Linked DNA regions of Homo sapiens: region 2 is linked to region 1. The links are chromatin contacts, found by Hi-C or POLR2A ChIA-PET in ENCODE. All regions are on one chromosome and are shown on one strand. Each heading gives the region's core, a stretch centred on a gene start or an enhancer-like site at or near the end of the contact. The rest is flanking DNA. Distances are from core to core; before and after follow the strand shown. Region 1 holds the start of MYEF2 (myelin expression factor 2). Region 2 overlaps SLC12A1 (solute carrier family 12 member 1).

Region 1 (4,745 bases), core at 895-3,394:
AAAGTATATGGTAATCAACTCAAGGTTTATGTATTGGGGTTGTTATCCACTCCTACTAGTTCACGAAGTAAAAAAAAAAAAAAAAAAAAAAAGGACTAGGTCGCTAGTTATTCAGTTTGAATGACTCATGCTGGACCATCACAAATCTTCTTATGGAATAGACAGTAAGAGAAATCCCTGAGAGTAAATTGGACTCGATTCAACTTCTGGGAAAAAGAGAAAGGGAGAGGCGAATTATAAGCAATATGGAAATAATCTGTATTTACTAGTAATATTTCTTCATTTCTTCACCTTATATTTTTCTCTTCCTAAATTAGAAAAGGATTCTTTCTCCACCTTTCTCCTTTCTCTTTTCCTGTCTTGCTAAATCATGAAGAGACTTTAGAAGGGAATAGAAAATCTGATGGAGGTTTAGATACCAAACTTCCCCTATATCAAAACTAATCATACCCAAGTATAGGAGGGCTTCTCTCTGTAATTCAAGGCTGCACTTTTTGTTCAGGAGAAAAGGTGGCATGTATACTCGTGTTTAGATATGAATAGCACATATTTTTAAGTTTATCATTCCACCGGTTTTCATTTCTATTTTTAATGCCAAATTCCAGAAAGCCCACATTTTGGCAAGCATGGTAGAAAGCACTTCATTCCCTTTCTGGTTCCTCAATTACTGAGGTGCACCACTCTTCATCCAGGAATAAACTCCACTAAGTTCCAATCTCTTATACCTGCACCTCTATTCTCCTAGAAGATGCTGCCGATCCTGTTCAAACTCATTTGAGAGCAAGAGTGTCAAAGAGCTGGGGAGAGCTACCCCATCTTTTTTGCCACCAACTTTTACACAGACTGGTCCAGTTCTTACCATACAATTTCAAACATGCTTATACAAAGGTCAGAAAGACCTTTCCCTTGTCTATTTTACTGTGAGCATATATCTATTGCTTTCTGCTCTGAGGCATAACAGAGAAGGAAAAGGATGTTTTCACTTAATTATTAACATACTTTCAACTTCAGGTTTAAGGAGGTAGGCATATGAAAGTAAGCGCTTAACTTCATATCCTCCCACAGGACAGGAACAAAGGAGAGCATAACATTTCCCTAGAACCAGAAATTATTATGGATTGGGGTCAACTAAATTCTTTATAGGCACTGGTGACAGCTGCGACCTTAAAAGTCTTCCTTCATTTGGGAAAAAAAAAATCTTAACCATCTATTATACCAAACTTAAGATAATCATACACTGAGTTAAAAAAAAAAATACTCTCCACAGCTGACGCACATTACCCAGTGGGAAGGGAAGCCACGCACATCGCACATTTCCCTTTTTAAAGTACGTCTAGCCAATTCAAGAGTAACACAAAACATAGAGTCTAACAGCACATTATTAAACTTCCTCTCGGTATAAATCAGTTTAAAAATGAACATACACTTTAGAAAACAACAAAACACTAAACTTGTGAAGCTCAGAAAGAAGCCAGGAATATTCCTTTTAAATATGTTCTCGGTGGTTAAGAGGAAATGTCCGATGATGTCATCCCTAGATACTCCCTAGTGATGAACACTAACTACTGGTCCTTAAAGGGGGACCATTTTCCTGCAAACCGTGGCGGTCGCTGAGCTTTGCTCAAAGATTCTTTAACCAAAGTCAGGGAAGAGGGGTGTTCGCTGTCTCGGGCTAGAAATCAGGGAAGAGCGCTGGTCCCCGGGCCCCCAGCCCCGGCTCCCAGACCACAGGCGGCCAGGCCTGGGGCGGGCGGGGAAGGGCCTGGGAGCGGCCCAGCTGCACCTGCTCCTCAGGAAGCCGATGGCCCGGGGGCGGGCCGGGGTCTGGGGGTGGTTGTCCCCCATCGGGGCACAGCCCGGCCTCTAGCCGCCCGGTAGACTCCCCGCCCCCCACCTCGCCCCGGTTCCCGGAGGAAAAGACAATACATTTTAACGCCATTGGAGCTGCTGCTGTGCTGCGGCTGCTGCTTCTCCGCCTCCGCGGGGTGCGGCTCTCGCCGCGGCTCGCCCGGCGGCTCTGCGGGCTGCAGGTGCGGGCTGTCGCCACCAGTGGCCCCGGGCACCTCGGCCTTGTTGGCGTCCGCCATCCCGCCGCCGCTGCCTCCGCCTCGGCCGCCTGAGCTGAGGGGCTCCGAGCGCGACAATGGCGGCTGCCGGGGAAGCGGTAACGGATCCCGATTTGAAAAGGCCCCGAGCGCTCAGTAACCCGGATCTCGCGAGAACCGGTCGAGACTGGGTGACTGGGAGATGGTGTGTGCCGGGTGCGGGGGGTGGGAGTGCGGGGGGAGGGGAGCCATGGGAGCTGGGGTCAGGGCCGCTGTTGCTGCAGTCGGCCCTACACCTGCCTGGGAGGGCTGGACCAGTCCTGAAAGCCCCCGGTGGTGGTGCCATGTCTGCCCACCAGCCCGCCTGTCGCTTGGCACCAGTGGAGTCTTCGCTTGCAAAGCGGGATTAGACATCAAAGCCCTAACACCCAGACTGTTCAATTCATTCCAGGTAGGGGCAGTTAAAGAACACACCACTTTGCATCTTTAAAGACTTCTTGCAAGTCCTCAGACTGCCTTTAGAAATCCTTTGAATTAAGCAAATATAAGTCTCTTGCCATTTCAATGCCTAGGCACCCTTCGGACATTCCATAAATAGTTATTGATGACTGATTGCAATTCACCAAAAGGAATGACTTTGAATTTCTTTGAGAATTATTTGTTCTTAGGGGGTGAGGATTTCCCAGGAACTCAACTATCAGCTTAGTAAGAGAAGACTGCAGTTTTTCTCTGGACATCAATCAATATGGGGAATCCATAATTATAAAATATCGTCTACTAGATGGGCTAATAATGGACATTTGAGGTTTTGACTGTGTGTTTATTGTATACTGATGGAAATTCTAGTGAAGTAGTTAGTTATACGCTCTCAAATTTAATTGCCATATGGAGTTTTAAAATACAGTCGTAGATTTTTCCCCCTAAGTATGAAAAGGAAACCGTTAAATTTAATCAACTCCTAATTCTCGAGTACTATAATCTTTCACATTGACATAACCTTTTTCAGCTGAAAAGTTTAAATGCCTTCCCAAATTTTTTTTCCATGAAGAAGCAAACACGTACAGTTTAGTCACTTTGCAGAATATCATACACACATCAGTGGTAAAGTTATAGTTAGAAAGTAATACTCAAATAACATAATTTCATCTTCGGCTTTTCAATGTGTAGTTTCCTACCCTCTACCGAAAAATACCAAGTTCAGCTACTTCATCACACACACACATACACACACACACATACACAAACACACACACACATAATCAGAACATTTTAATGATAAGAATGCTATTGTAGTTGCTGTATAAATTGTTTCTCATTCAACTCTGAGACATAAGATTTATAATCGCAGAAAGGGCATTCAATTGTGACAGACAAAATCTGGGTTAGAACCCCAGCTCTGCCTCTTTTTGCCCATAACTCCCTGGGCAAGTCACCTCATTTCTCAATCTCTCTACAATAAATAGGGATAGCAATACCGACCTTACAGGATTGAGGTGAGGATTAAAAGAAAGCACTTTATGTAGGAAAAAGTGCTATATGAACATAATGTAATATTACAATTCTCTATCTCCCTAAGCTCAGCAGGGTTTTAGTCAAAGACAAGCCAAGTGATTTTTCCCACAGCACTAAATTATAAGTACTTTCAAAATAGTCATCATTCTGTTATTCTTTTGCTATTGTTGAATTCAGTATGAAAATTGAACCCCACCATCACCAGTACAATATATTCTTGCAAAAATCCTTTAATCAACTCAATGCAAGATTTTTTTAAGAGGCCTTTATGCTTCAAACAGAGTAGTAGGTACATGAGGAATACAAAAATGAGTACAGCCCTGTTGGGAGAGGGCTAATGTAAAAAGTACTATTTAAGTGCTATAATACAAATAAAAGCAAAGTATAATTAAAAAATTATTTACAAAAACAGGAGACTGGCCCACATGCCTTAGTTTGCCAATTAAAATATTCCATTAAAATATTTATCTTGATTACTGAGTTTTAACTTTTGTACCCAAGACAAATGCCTCACCCGCTGTAGCTTGGTTCTAGTCCTGATAAAGAGCAGAGGTTAATTCCTACTGAGAGATTGGTGAGGGCCTTATAAAAGAGCTGGATCTTAAAAGACAAAGAATTAAGGCAACTTCTGAAGGGAAGAGAATGATTAATCTTTACCATTCCATCTGACTGCTCAATAGATTGATCTTTCCTTCCTTTCTTGCTATTAATTGCAAAAGATAAAGAAAAAACTATTAATATTCTGTTGCTGAATTCCATTTCTGTATTTGCTTGTCTTCCTCTCTACTGTTTTGGTTTGTTTTGTTTTGTTTTGTCTTTTTTGAGATGGAGTCTCGCTCTGTCACCCAGGCTGGAGTGCAGTGGCGCCATCTCTGCTCACTGCAAGCTCCACCTCCCGCGTTCATACCGTTCTCCTGCCTCAGCCTCCTGAGTAGCTGGGACTACAGGCGCCCGCCAGCAGGCCCGGCTAATTTTTTGTATTTTTAGTAGAAACAGGTTTCACCGTGTTAGCCAGGATGGTCTCCATCTCCTGACCCTGTGATCTGCCTGCCTTGGCCTCCCAAATTGCTGGGATTACAGGCGTGAGCCAGAGCGCCCGGCCTTGGTTTTTTGTTTTTTGTTTGTTTGTTTTTTAGTGCATGTAGGTACATTGAAAAATTCTTAAGTGATGCTCAAATTCTTATTTTC
Region 2 (4,462 bases), core at 1,832-4,331, 110 kb after region 1:
TCATGGTGGGAAGCATATGCAGATCTCTTTGCATATGAACCCTGTAACTTGCTGGGTGATATCAGGCAACTCACTTAACCTATTAGTTTCTTCATCTACAAAATGAAGATGATAATAGTAGTAACTATCTCAGAGTTGTTTAGAAAGGAATAAAATGCAACACAGTCCCTGGCACCCAAAGAGTGTGCAATAAATAGCAATTGCTAAAATAACTCCCAGGCATCTCAAAATACTCAATTTGTTTTGCATGACTAGGCCCATTTCCAAAAGTTGCATAAATATACTGCCTATAGAATGCCATTCTTGCTCTGTTTTTTAAGGACCTCCAAAACACTATGCAGAAACTTTGTTTATTCTTTTTGCAAAGCTTGGGGGGTGGGAAAAGGAAAGGGTTACAGTTTTCCATTTCACAGACGGGAAATCCGAGGCATAGAAAAAGTAAATTACTTGCCTAATGTCACATAAAGCCAGCAGCAGAGCTGTAATTGGTTGTGACCCCCCAGTGCAATGCAGCTTGTCTTCTCCTTTCAAAAGTCAGGGGTAAGCAACTTCTGTCTCAGCTTTAATACCATCAGTCTAATTTCTCAGATTTTCTATAGCTGCTGATCTTGAGAACCTTTGAAGCTTTGGGGAAATCACATGGGTGATTTGACCTTAAATCTCATGCCACTCGCAAAAGATTAATTGCTAAGACCTGGAAAGGGGCCAGACAATTCTGTGTAGCTGAATAGCAGCATCGTCTAGGGATGTGACTGTCCTGACAGATTTAGTTAGTACATAATTGATAAATCTAGAGTTTGTATAGCTTCGCTTCACAGATAGATAACGCAATGGGCTCCAAGGGTTGACATTTACAGAAGCTCTCCCAGTGTTTTGTAACACTGAATCTAGGTTTTCTATCCTCTTCCTCTGAGCATTGCTCATTTTCTAAGGCTCTGTTCTCAGCAGGCAATAAGATGAGGGCATCTGACAAGAGTGCCACCTCACCCAGTATAAGCAAGAAGCAAGAAGCCTCCTAAGTGTAGCACTGTCATATGACTGCTTTGAAAGTCTTATTTACCCTGATTCAGTGCAGGGTGAGGTCAAAGAGAGATCCAGCACATTACATAGCAGCTAGGAAATTTTCGTCACAATCGGAATCCAAAAAAGATAAAAGGCAGCCAGATACAACATCAAAGCTTGGATAGTGTGTCTCAACCTTGGGCAGGAAATTTTGCACTGCTTGACTCCTGTTCCAGACTAAAACATGTCACAAGACCCCTTTTAGCAATTTGAACTCTGACAGGCACCCAGAAACCTCAGCTTTTATTTCTTTGACTTTGGTCACCCACTCCACAAAGTTATTTTGCTTATTGAAAGGAATTGGTGGTGGATATTTTCCATTGTAATTTGTATCCAGAGCCTATAGAGTTTATTGTAAGATTTTGTTATCTTTTCTTAATTCTTGCTGTCTAGTTTTATGTTTCAATTCATGAAGCATTGTTGTGTGGCTGATATATACTCAGTGTACTTCTGTAATTTTGTCACTTCCAGTTGTAAAACATCTGACCCACTAGCTTAGGTCAGTAAATCAGTGGCTTACAGTGTGAAAGATTTTCTGTTTGTTTGTTTTTGCATGGTAGTGAATAAGGGTGGCATTAAATAGCCTCTCTTGCCCTCACAAATAAAAATGCTGTAACTTCATGTATCATAACTTAACACATAGAGCTGTTTTTCTAAGCTAGTTGTGACAACTTTCTGAATACAATTTACTAAGATACATTACTTTTTCTCTTTTCTTTTGGAGACACGATCTCACTCTATTGCCCAGGCTGCAGTGCAGTGGCATGATCATGGCTCACTGCAGCCTCTACCTCCCAGGCTCAGGTGATCCTCTCACCTCGGCCTCCCAAGTAGCTGGCACTACACACCACACCCAGCTGATTTTTGTATCGTTCATAGAGATGGAGTTTCACCATGTTGCCAAGTCTGGTTTCAAACTCCTGGGCTCAAACGATACACCCATCTTGGCTTCCCAAAGTGCTGAGATTACAGGCATGAGCTACCTCACCCAACCAAAATATATTACTTGTATTAGAAGATAATATATAAAAATCATTTAGAAAAAATTACTATGTATAAACAATTATTTTATCACATACATACCATTTTAAATATTAAAAGTTTATAAGATTGTTTCTAGAAACTTTGTAGTTCTGAGTTAAGTAGGTGATTTTGTCTTCTTTCATCAGAGGAATTAGAGAGATTAGAACAGGAGAGACTAGCATTGGAAGCGACTATCAAAGATAATGAGTGTGAAGAGGAAAGTGGAGGCATCCGAGGCTTGTTTAAAAAAGCTGGCAAGTTGAACATTACTAAGACAACGCCTAAAAAAGGTAAGAACTTTTTAAAATTTGCAAAAAAGTTTACAAGATGAGTCACTATTTGAGCATCTATGAAGAGTCCGAAGTCAGCATCTAAGATGTTGGGAGCATTGAGTGTGGGTAGGAACTGAAAGGTTTCTCTCCAGAAGGTAGTATGGATAAACGGTAGCAGCTATTGTCATTTATCAACCTCATTAAGTACTTTGTACCATCTTACTGTCAAAAATTATTTTTTAAATGTAATATTTGGTTTGGAAGTCAAATAGTGCTTAAGCAGATTGCATGCCATAAAACAGAAGTTTCTCAGTTAAGATGGAAAGGGGATAGAAATTTAAGAGCCAATACCCAAACTGTCTTATCCACAGACACCCTTACCTTTCAGACATTTCAGGGAACTGAAATACGACTAGTACATGCAAATACGGTATCCAGCTGGAACGCTGATTTCAACAAAAGCATCTTTATCACAAACCAGAATGCACGACTTAGAACTTTATTGGTACTCACTACCTGTAGATTTCATCTAAATGCTACACTTATATGTGGACTTATGGTATGCAGTCCTGGGACAAAGGATCAGAGGTTGGGAGAGCTTGTTACACATTTTATAAACAGATGATTCAAACGTTTGGTTTTTTGAAAATTACTTCCCGAAACGCTATGGGTTTGAGTTTAATGAGGTCCACAGTGACCTCTGCTGGTCAAAAATCAGAATGTTACCAGGCATTTGTTTATGCACGAATGTCCTGTAGTTACTGAAGTCATACACTGGTGTGAGGCCAGGAAAAGATGGTTTCTCTGGGAGGGTCTCCAAGTCAAACAGCAGGATCCAAGTGGAGACTTAGCAAGCTTCTGGTCTAGGTTGACCGGCGCCAACCCTTTAAAGAGGCCCTTCGACAAGGCCATCTCCTACCCTGTAAATCGTTTGTCTGTTTGCTTTCCTACTATAGCCCAAGGACGAAATTTCACCTGTAATATAATAGTTTTATATATCCACAGAGAATGATGGGAAATCCAGATATTGCCCCACTTCAAATACTCTGGCTACTGTCGAGCTCCTGGGATACCCCATGGGCCGTGGCCTACTCCTTACAGTCCACCTTAAAATGACATAAATGATGTGTTTGAATTCAACTTGAAGCTACATCAGGACTTTTAGGGTGAAAATATTTAAATAAGACTGTTCTGGATGCTAACTATTATCTTCTTTTCTTTCTAATTATTTGGTTTAACTGTGAAAAAAGTTAACAATCCATTAAATCTGCTCTATTAAGTGGTACAGTCTGGAAAATAATGGGAAATTCCAAAGTCATAGCCCAATAATGTGCTCCAACTAGAGAGAGGGAAGCATTAATGTCCTTATTATGACAGCGGGACTTGTTATTTATTCTGGAAGCTTATTTCTGCGTCACAATACTTGTTTTGGCAAAAATATACTCTTCCAAAAGTCAACATGTCAAATTGTTCAGAAAAGAAAAGTAATAATGTTATATACTGTTTTAATACCTAGAAGTTTAAACACAGCTCTAAAGTGGGCCCATTCACTACTCTGGGCTTCCATTGCTTGTCAACTCTTTTGAGTTCTAGACGAGAACCAATCCTGCCTCCAGGTACCTGAGTGTGAACAGGAGGCCTCTGGCTGCTTTGACTTGTCTGTAAGTGAGGGCAGAGCTTGGTCCATTTTGTAAATAAATTTTTCTCCCTCAGCGGTCCCAGGGATGTAAAAACAATATCAGATCATTGCTTCAGAACTGACAGACTCTAAACATGGAAACAACAAAAGATAAAACAAAGCATCTTCAGAACCTCTTAGATCAGAGAGGAAGCTCTGAAGAGGCTGTCAGCCCTCCTCTAAGCACCAGGCTGACACCACCACTTTGAAACACAGCAATAAAGTCATGACTTTCAAAGACACAGATATGAGAAATGCTACGTACGCTGTGGCAAATAAACCCCTCTTGGCAAACAGGAACAGGTCCAGTTCCAACACTGGCCGAGTTCCCTGGTACACTTTCACTGTATCCATGTTAGGGTAGAAATCACATTTAAAAAAATTGTAACTATTTTATATACACCCTTAATTATAACTCAAGTAAAGA

Evidence for each region. Hi-C counts contacts between places; a loop is a spot of excess contacts on that map. ChIA-PET counts read pairs that join two places held with the same protein, here RNA polymerase II (POLR2A). Pooled maps may share reads with other maps.
Region 2: a map of ascending aorta shows a loop between it and region 1 (2.5-fold over the local background). The contact joins the enhancer-like site here to the promoter of MYEF2 in region 1. A Hi-C loop is called at or near these places in 2 of 168 maps with a recorded cell type or tissue (ascending aorta and cardiac septum) and 7 of 50 pooled maps. POLR2A ChIA-PET finds 5 or more read pairs at or near these places in 1 of 52 experiments (GM12878).

What each region holds. Positions count from the first base shown.
Region 1 is chr15:48,176,151-48,180,895 of GRCh38, forward strand. MYEF2 (myelin expression factor 2) reads right to left here and starts at 2,145. Exons shown (of 17, transcript NM_016132.5): 1 at 1,927-2,145. The coding sequence starts at 2,087. It also overlaps a transcript of CTXN2 not described here. RefSeq lists silencers at 1,487-1,656, 1,687-2,116, 2,287-2,386 and an enhancer at 2,089-2,740.
Region 2 is chr15:48,282,875-48,287,336 of GRCh38, forward strand. SLC12A1 (solute carrier family 12 member 1) reads left to right here. Exons shown (of 27, transcript NM_000338.3): 21 at 2,232-2,375. Among named protein-coding and RNA genes, the nearest start is that of DUT, 46 kb to the right of the region's middle. Within about 2 kb of position 3,082, at least 2 of the 41 ENCODE cell types and tissues checked have a DNase peak (open chromatin) inside an H3K27ac peak, as active enhancers do; they include ascending aorta, where a contact is called at or near this core.